3 separate regions of the Homo sapiens genome follow, and all the other regions are linked to region 3. Evidence: chromatin contacts called from ENCODE Hi-C or POLR2A ChIA-PET data. All regions are on one chromosome and are shown on one strand. The core of a region is the stretch at or near the end of the contact, and the rest is flanking DNA. Distances in the headings are between cores, read along the strand shown.

Evidence for each region. Hi-C counts contacts between places; a loop is a spot of excess contacts on that map. ChIA-PET counts read pairs that join two places held with the same protein, here RNA polymerase II (POLR2A). Pooled maps may share reads with other maps.
Region 1: a loop to region 3 is called in a map of transverse colon, with 4 times the contacts of the local background. The contact joins two enhancer-like sites. A Hi-C loop is called at or near these places in 27 of 168 maps with a recorded cell type or tissue (B cell, CD4-positive, alpha-beta T cell, CD4-positive, alpha-beta memory T cell and 19 more), 19 of 37 single-sample maps with no recorded cell type and 36 of 50 pooled maps. POLR2A ChIA-PET finds 5 or more read pairs at or near these places in 12 of 52 experiments (CD4-positive, alpha-beta T cell, CD4-positive, alpha-beta memory T cell, CD8-positive, alpha-beta memory T cell and 9 more).
Region 2: a loop to region 3 is called in a map of CD8-positive, alpha-beta T cell, with 2.8 times the contacts of the local background. The contact joins the promoter of MICAL1 here to the enhancer-like site in region 3. A Hi-C loop is called at or near these places in 3 of 168 maps with a recorded cell type or tissue (CD8-positive, alpha-beta T cell and naive thymus-derived CD4-positive, alpha-beta T cell) and 13 of 50 pooled maps. POLR2A ChIA-PET finds 5 or more read pairs at or near these places in 1 of 52 experiments (CD4-positive, alpha-beta memory T cell).

Annotation. Positions count from the first base shown.
Region 1 is chr6:108,540,931-108,543,778 of GRCh38, forward strand. No RefSeq gene overlaps it. Among named protein-coding and RNA genes, the nearest start is that of FOXO3, 19 kb to the right of the region's middle. Within about 2 kb of position 1,286, at least 2 of the 41 ENCODE cell types and tissues checked have a DNase peak (open chromatin) inside an H3K27ac peak, as active enhancers do; they include gastrocnemius medialis, where a contact is called at or near this core.
Region 2 is chr6:109,454,318-109,457,115 of GRCh38, forward strand. It overlaps MICAL1 (microtubule associated monooxygenase, calponin and LIM domain containing 1), which reads right to left and starts at 1,455. Exons shown (of 25, transcript NM_022765.4): 1 at 1,402-1,455. RefSeq lists enhancers at 47-96, 327-376, 459-967 and silencers at 527-866, 1,227-2,076.
Region 3 is chr6:109,000,767-109,003,586 of GRCh38, forward strand. SESN1 (sestrin 1) reads right to left here. Exons shown (of 10, transcript NM_014454.3): 2 at 1,512-1,577; 3 at 522-722. It also overlaps a transcript of ARMC2 not described here. Among named protein-coding and RNA genes, the nearest start is that of ARMC2-AS1, 78 kb to the left of the region's middle. Within about 2 kb of position 1,462, at least 7 of the 41 ENCODE cell types and tissues checked have a DNase peak (open chromatin) inside an H3K27ac peak, as active enhancers do; they include gastrocnemius medialis, where a contact is called at or near this core.

The sequences.
Region 1 (2,848 bases), core at 36-2,535, 460 kb before region 3:
TGAAGCCAGGAGTTTGAGACTAGCTTGGACAACTTAGTAAGACCCCCATCTCTACAAAATTTTTTTTTAAAATTAGTCTACCATATTGGCACATGCCTGCAGTCCCAGCTCCTCGGGAGGCTGAGGGAGGAGGATCACTTGAGCCTGGGTGTTTGAGGCTGCGCTGAGCTATAATCATGAAGCTGTACTTCAGCCTGAGTAACAGAGCAAGATGCCATCTTAAAAGAAAAATAAAAATTATATAGAAAAGCAAACAAAAAGCTAAAAAAGGTAAAACTATTGAAAAATAAAAATAAAGTGAGAGTAATCACTCTACCCAATTTTAAGACTTATAACTATAGTAATCAAGACTGTGTGGTTTTGGTGAAGGGATGGTCACAGAGATTAATGGAGCAGAATAGAGAACTGGAAAATAGACCTACACAGATATGTCCAACTGATTTTTAGAAAGTTGTAAAAGCAGTTCAATAGGAGAAGGATAGGCTTTTCAACAAGTGGTGCTGGGACAACTGGATAAACATAGCTATCAACAAAAAGTAAACAAATCTCTACCTGGAACTCATATCTCATACAGAATTTAACTTAAAAATCAATCACATACTTAAATGTAAAGTGTAATTGTTGAGGAAAAAATAGAAGAATATATTCAGGATCTATGACTAGGCAAAGAGTTCTTAGACTTGACATTTAAAACACAACCCATACAAGGAAAAACTGATTAATTGGACTTTATCAAAATGAAAAAGTGCCCTGTGAAAGACTGCTGTGTGTTGAAACAGTACCTTGCTTTTCACGATAATAAAATACCGTCTAAAATGAATGTTGATAAACTACTCTAGAGCAGTGGATCTTTTAAGTGCCCACTTTGCAGACCAACCCTTAGCGCAGTGTCCAACAGCCAGTATAGGCACTCCACAAAATGTCAATGCAACTGAATGGCTTGTCTCCACCACACGCTGACGGTTCTCTGTAGCTGAATGGAGGGTGAGGGGACCTAAGGAAGAACATACAATGAAAGCCACAGGTACATGCCTTTTACATTTTCTCTCCTCCTTTTCCTCCTCTTTCTCCTCCCTCTCCCTCCTTCTCTCTTTTCCCTTTCCTCTCTCCCCTCTCCCTTTATCTTCACCTTTCTCCCTTTCCTCCTTCCCTCATCAAACCTCAGAAGATCACGGAGCATGGGAGTTTGAAGTAAGGAGTACAGGAAATGAAGATTGAAATTTGCATGTATGCTCAGCTCACAGCCACCAGATGGCGGGAGGAGATCAGGAAATTCAGGCAAAGCCCTTCTGCTCCAACTTAAAGAAACCACAACCAGCCAGCACCTGGCCAGCTTGCTTTTCTGGGTAAGTGACTATGTACAGAAATACTTTTTGTTTTCCATAACTCTCTGTAAAGCAATACCAGGTGCTGGCCAAAGCAAGTAGATGCTGTGTAATTTGATAGTGAATGTACCCATAGGAAGGGACAGTGTGTTTCTGCTTCTCCTTCCCTCTGCCTTTTCTTTCTGCATCTGCAAAATAGGGGTTCTGGTTGTGACCTGCCTCACTGTGATAAGTCCGCTGAGAGATAAAATGAGCAAAGTGCCCTGTGTGCCACAGATGACAGATGTTTTTCTAGGAAGAATGGCATCAGTGCACCATGTGTGTCTGACCACCACCACCCACAAGGAACACATGAAGTGCCCTGGTACTGTGGTAGCTGTGAACCTTGGGGTGATCTCTAAACATGCTTCCAATCCTGATGTCATTCTTTAGCTAAGTAAGACAATGACACCCACTGAGTTACACTCACCAGAAAAAGTTGCCCCATGACAGGTACCAGAGTCAACGGAGAAAGATATTTTCTTGGTAAGAATGGTTCTGGGAGGGACAGATTTGGAGCCAGGAGCTGTAGGTGAGATTTCAGCCTTGCTCTAACCAAGTCTGACCCTCCAGCCTCGCTCTCCCACCTGCAAATGAGAGTGATGCCTGTCCCTTAGCAGAGATGATGTGGAAGCACTCATTCTGACCTGAATAGACTTGGTATATATACCATGTGTGGAAGTTAGAGATGTTTCCTCCTCATTCTTCGTGTTGAATTTCACCCTTTTCTGAGGATATCTGAGTCTCTGCACTAAGGAGAGGTGGAGTCCACAGGCTGAGAGGTGCCTCACCATACTAGAAGCATGCCGAGTAGGCACTGTCTCAGGCCAGCTGGTTGACCAGTTTTGGCTTCTTTCTCCTTCTAGTGGGTAACTTCATCCTGTTTTACAAATATCATGGTTATTTCTTGGCATATTAAGCCGTGAGATGAGCCATGTAACTGGAGTCAATGTATGTTTTCATTTTAATCAGAAAATTCTTGAGACTTCACCAAAGGTCTTTCTGTTCCCATACTGTCCCTCCAAATATCTTACACATGGCAGATAGGAGGTAAGATTAAAAACAAACGGTAGGAGATGCTACAGTTACTATGATGAAAGCCCTTGGAGCAGGCGGCAGAGTGCTCAGGCCTCGAATGGGAGTCAAGGGATCTGGTTCTCCAGGTGCAGTCAGGGACAGCCTCAGACTGGCCCTTGGGAAAACCAGAAAACCAGAAAACCTGACCTGAAAACACGCCCTTCTTCAACAGCAATGTTTTCTGGAATGAGCACTTGGAGAAAGTTTGGTGGTTCAAAGGAAAGGAACCTAAGGAACAGAATGAAAGTGAAGGCATGTCATTGGTCAAAACAACTTTGCAACAAGGGAGGCACTGGCGGAGGCACCTTCTAGAAGTACACTGGAAGCCTGAAGAAGGCTACAGTCCAATGCACAGCCCAGCTGCTGGCTTGCAGCACAACTTGCTGCCTCCCGCCATGTGGCTGAAT
Region 2 (2,798 bases), core at 205-2,704, 450 kb after region 3:
TGGTGTCCCCAGGGAGCTCGGGATTCACCAGTGATTGGCTCTGCTCCTCCCAGCCCATTCCCCTGCCAGCATCTGCTCCAGAGACAGCTGCTATCCAGTCCACTCCAAGTGAAATTTGCCAAATTTGGAAGTGAAAAACATTAGTCTTGGGCACAGAGGGCACATGGGACACCAGGGGAGCCTCCAGTTCAGCCTCCCTGTCCAGGGATCTCCAAGCCCTGGGGTAGGAATTCTTAGCCTGCCTTCCTTAGGCCTTGGAATCAGGGTGTGCGGGGATTTCTTAGATGTGGAGAGGACAGAGCTGCCTTTGCATGCAACACAGGGACAGATCTGATACCCACAACCCCAGCTGCTGAGCATACATCCTGCCCCATCTCCCTCCAAGCGTCCCTGTGCCGGCGCCCCTTGATGGCCTCAGTGCCACGCTGTGTCTGAGAAGTGTCTCATGGCAAGGGCAAAGTTTTCCTCAGCACTCGTGCTTGCCTCCTGACAGAGAAACAGCCTCTGTCCGCGTAGGTTCCACTTCCCTCCACCAAACTGCCTCAACAAACGGCGGGAGGATGTTGCGACTGACTGGGGAACGGAGGCCTGGGTCTATTTCTGACGCACTGTGGTCAAAACACTTCCTCTGTGAATGTGCCCTACTCCAGGGGGCCGTGGGTAGGGCTGGGGGTCGACCGCAGCCGGGTGCGCCCCTCCCAGGTTCCCCCCTCCCTGATCGACCCCTACCCCGCCCCGCCCCCTGTGCGCCCGGGCGCGCTCTCCCAGGAATCTCCGGAGACAAAGCCTCGCTTTGTCGCCCCCTCCCACGCCACCTGAAGGGTGCCCGAGGGGGTTTCTCACGCGGGGCCCAGAAGGTATCAGAGGGTATGGAGGAGGCGGGTGTCCACGGCAGCGTTAGGGAGGGTGAATGGCAGCAGTGGGGGCAGGTCCCTGAGGCTCAGGCCCCTCCACCATCCAGCTGCCCCTCCGTTCCCAGCCCGCCGCGCCGAGACAGGAGATGAAAGCCTCCCGCTGCGGGTGGCCCGGACGAGGGCAGACGGAATCTCATGACGGAAGGGCAAAGATCTTTCTTGGGGGTGGAGGGTGGAAGGAGGAAGACCTCGGCGAAAGGGGAGAAAGGAGCGACCCAGCCTGGAAACGCCAGGACAAAGGCTGTGAGAGGGGTGGAGCGGTCTGAAAGGATGGAGAGGGAGCTGGACCGCGGGCGGCAGCGGTGGGGGTCCCCGACACTGGACGGCAAAGTCCGGACGCGGCGTGAGCAGGGCTGGGCTGAGGGAAGACCTGCCTGACCTGCCAGGCGTGGTTCCCGAGCGACCGCAGCTGCGTTTCCCCGGAAGCGCACCCCACCTCACCCCACCCGGCCGCGGGGCTCGCAGCCGGCTCCGCTGGACGACTTACCGGCGGCTCCGAAGCCGGGAGGGGCCGCTTCCTGTTGGGCTGGCAACCAGGTCTGAGCGGGTGGGAGGGCGGGGGCGGGGGCGGGGGCGGAAACGCCGAGATCGGGCGGGGATGCTGGGATGCGGGGCGGCCCGGGGCGTGCGCCTGGAGTCGCGCGGAGTGTGGGCTTCCGCGAGGGGCGCGGGGCGCCGCCCGGGCTTTATTCGCGACTCATTAGCATCTCATTACTTCTGGATCCCTCTACCGCCTCCAGCGGGGACAGTCTTGGGCCCGCCCATGCCTGCAGGGTGGCGCCCGAGGGCGTGGCGCTGCGGACACCCCGTTCCGCTCTGGGGCCTCTGGGTGGGTCTGGCCTGTTGGGGGCTGAGGAGCTCGAGGGTCAGGGCGCCCAGTGCTGGACCGCGCACCCTCGGCCTGGGCTCCTTGCCGGTGCTTGCGCGTGCAAGGCTAGCTCTTTCCCCGCCGCAAGGCGAGGACCACCCGCCCCCGCCGCGGTCCCAGGTCCGCTGGCAGCCTCCCAGCGCCGGGCCGAGAGGGCGCTCAGGCTCCTCAAGAGGTTTGGAAAAGCCGGCGGGTCCGAGGGTGGCGCCGGAACGTCTGCGCTCTCCTCCGGTCTCCCACCTGGAGATCCACGGCCCGGGCGCCCCAGGATGGATCCAAGCGCAGAGTGCGCCTCCTGTGACAGAGGTCGACCCCTAAGCCCGGGCCGAGGGCAAAGGGCGCGGATTAAAGTCCTGGAAACTCAGCAATCTGCAGCTTCCAAATGGATATGAGAAGTGAGAGGGAAGGGGATGGCGGGGCGGGTTAGACCACCACTAAGAGATGGGGAATGGGAGGGGTGTGTGGAAGAGAGACCAAGTCTTCAAAGAATGCCTTAGAGTGAGGACCCACGGGACTGTCTGCTGAAAAGGGCTGGAGAGGCCTTTGGGATCAGCTTCGTCGTATTCCCGATAAGGAACAGCGCCTAAAGTGAAGGGACGCGTCCAGTCTTTTAGCTAGTTAATATTAAAAAACATCGTCTCATTTATTGACCGTCATCCTATGAGTATTACCTCAACATCAGTGCTTGCAACAGTCCCATTTTACCAAAAAGGAAACTGAGTCACAGATGTTCTGTGATCTGCACACAGCAAGTGGCAGAGCTGTTTGGGGGCCCAGGTCTGTCGGCTCCACCACCCCAGGGTTGACCCAAAATGACGCATGAAAGGCTGGCATTATAAGATGCTGTTTCTTGTTTAGACGAAGTGATACTGTTACACTGGAAGCACTAATAAAACCCAGGTATAAATAAGAGGGTTGCTGTCCTTGAGATCCAGAGACCATAAAGAGCTGGGAGGGAATAGGGCCTCTCCCTTTATTCTCATTTTGCATTTCATCTGGAAAATATCTGAGACCCA
Region 3 (2,820 bases), core at 212-2,711:
ATTAGTATGTTTTCAAATTTTCCGTAAACTACAGAAATGCAGTTTTTATATAAACATTTTAAAAATTCAAATACTGTAAGAACCTTAGAAATATTCCAAGAACAAACAAAATATCTGATAAAAGTATTTGAACTTTAGACATTTTATCTATATACTTTCAGAACTTCAGATTAAGAAGAAACTTCAATTAAGGTGCCAATCATAAAATAATGGAATATTATTTACATCTTGAACAGGAAGCACCACTTATGTCAATGTGAACTATTTATAATAATGAAACAGAACTTGTGTTCTACTTATTTAATGAAGAATGGTTCTCAGCAATGTATAAATACTTGCTTCTTTTTCTGTTATACTTGAGAGCGTACTTATTTAAAAATAGGAAAAACAGAGACTGTGCAACAGGAATCATATTATATATCATAATCTAAGTATTTATCCCTGTGTTTAAAGCATTAACTGTCTCTTAAAGAGATTAATAAAAATAGGCAAAAACAATTTTTCACTGAATGTTTACAAACCATTATTCCAATGTAGTGACGATAATGTAGGGGTAACGGCCCATCCATTTGCAGTAGATAGTGCTGAGTTTTTAAGAAACTTTCTAAATATTGTGGGTGGAAAACCATCACTAACGTAATGTTATCCAAACGGCCCAAAGCAGCAAAAGAATCTGCAAATAAAGCATGCATCTGTGCGTCTTCACTCCCCACTTGGAGGATCTGTATAAATGAGAAAAACCATGGTTACTGAAATGGTAAATTGGTGTTAAGGGAAGAAAATATACATGCGCTACACTCTAAGTATCATTTAGAAGCAGATTAAATCTGGCTTAAGAAAGAGGGGTTACAAATTTAAACTCAACTGGTTGAAAGATACAGAAGAATAAACAGTTACATATTATATAGTAGGGGATAAACAACAAAGGCTGAACATTAAAGGCCATCTAGATAGGCTGCTTGCAGAGTTGGCCAGAATCCAGATAAAGAAGCAGATTTAGATTATCAAATTTGCAGAGCTTGCAAACAGACACTAAAGCCTTTCTTTACAAAACCGCCTACTCTCACTCAATTTAAGGAGAACTAAAATTAACTAATAGCATACACTTCTTATGAAAATAAAGCATAGATGCTTTTATACATATATAGAATTAAAGATCCAATCTAGCACTGATATCAGCCTGTGGAGACAGTCAAGACTAAGTAACTCAGGTTATGGGCACACCTAAACAACATCTAAATATAAGCAGATGTTGTATCACTGGTCAAAAACAAATCTTGGCTTTACTTGATTAAATATGGGTGTTAAAAACACATCATGAAATACTAGAAATCAACACAAGTACAACAGCTTTTTATTCCCACAGATTCACTGCCAAAGAATGATTAACTGCAACCAACTCTGACTAAAACATGTTGTTGACCAACAGTTCTTCAGATGCCAACATGTGGGTCATGAAAGCTCTTCCTTAAAAGCATACAGTTCACTATGTACTTTCACAAACAACGTACCTCCTTTTCTGGGATGAATCTGCTTGGTCCCTGTCCTAGTGGTCGAGGAATTCTAATGCCAAGTTCCTAGAAAAGAAAATTACACCATCTCAGGCCTTTGGCAGTAAACAAAATGAACTGAGGCTAAAGGAATGGGAGGGAAAAACAACCAGTCGAACAGAGACAGGCTTGTTTTGATGGTTTGTTTTCATGGCTGTATATACATACCAACTCTTCTGTTAGCATTACATAGCTAACAACAGCTTATAATACAACTCTGATTAAAAACAATAAAACCTGTTTCACTAAAACCAGAGTTTTGCATAAAGTACTTGGCAGAAAGTCTAGAACAGAAAGTTCAGCACATAGCAGCCAACCCTGTGGATCATCAGTGATACAAAATAAGACCAGTGTGTTTGTACATCTAAAACTCAACCAACCCAAATATCAATCCCTGTGCATCGTCAGAAAATGAAAAAGCAGTACTTCCACCTAGGTGTCTTAAACTAGAAAAAGTGTAATTATTATTACATCTAAAACAACACCTCACGGTTAGAATGTAAATTTATGAAAAATAAAAACTAAATTCACAAGAGACAGCACTACAGGGCATGTTTTCTCTGCAGTTAAATAATTTTAGAGAAACTCATTTTGTTTGTAAGTTTGCCTTAAATTAAGTTTTTTTTTATTTACAGGATGTCATCAATCTTGCCCATATTATATTTTAGAGAAGCTCAAATAATTGAGAAATAGTTTTCTGACATTTGACACAGTGACTCTAGAATCCTGTACCTTATGTGATGGTGTAGTATGGTTAACAAGAACTGAAAATCTGTTAGGGTTTCCTTTCCCTCCCTCACCCTCCCCATATAGTGTGTTTACAGAAACAAAACTAAAATAATATATTTCAACTTTTTGTTGTTTTGAGGCCTATGTCCTATCTAGTGTCATTTAAAAATTTTTTTTAGAATTTATACAATTAAAGATTAACCCCTTCACTCATATATATTATATATATAATTAAATACTCATATAATTCTACTCTCTCCTTACTGCTTTTAAAGTTCTTCATGATATAAACCAGATATTTTCCTTTTAAAGAAAAAAAGTGGGGATGGGGTGGGGGTGGGTGCACAGAGAGAAGGACATGTGTCAGCAATCCAAGAAATCTGGTCCCAGCAAATGAAAGTCTTTAAAGCAGAACAGGCTTTTAAAAATTAAGCAGGAAGGACAAAAGTGAAGGTAATCTTTATTAGGAGACATCAAGATTCAAAGTAGTTTATATTTGCCAACAGAATTCATAAAATAATATTTAAATAAAATAATCTTA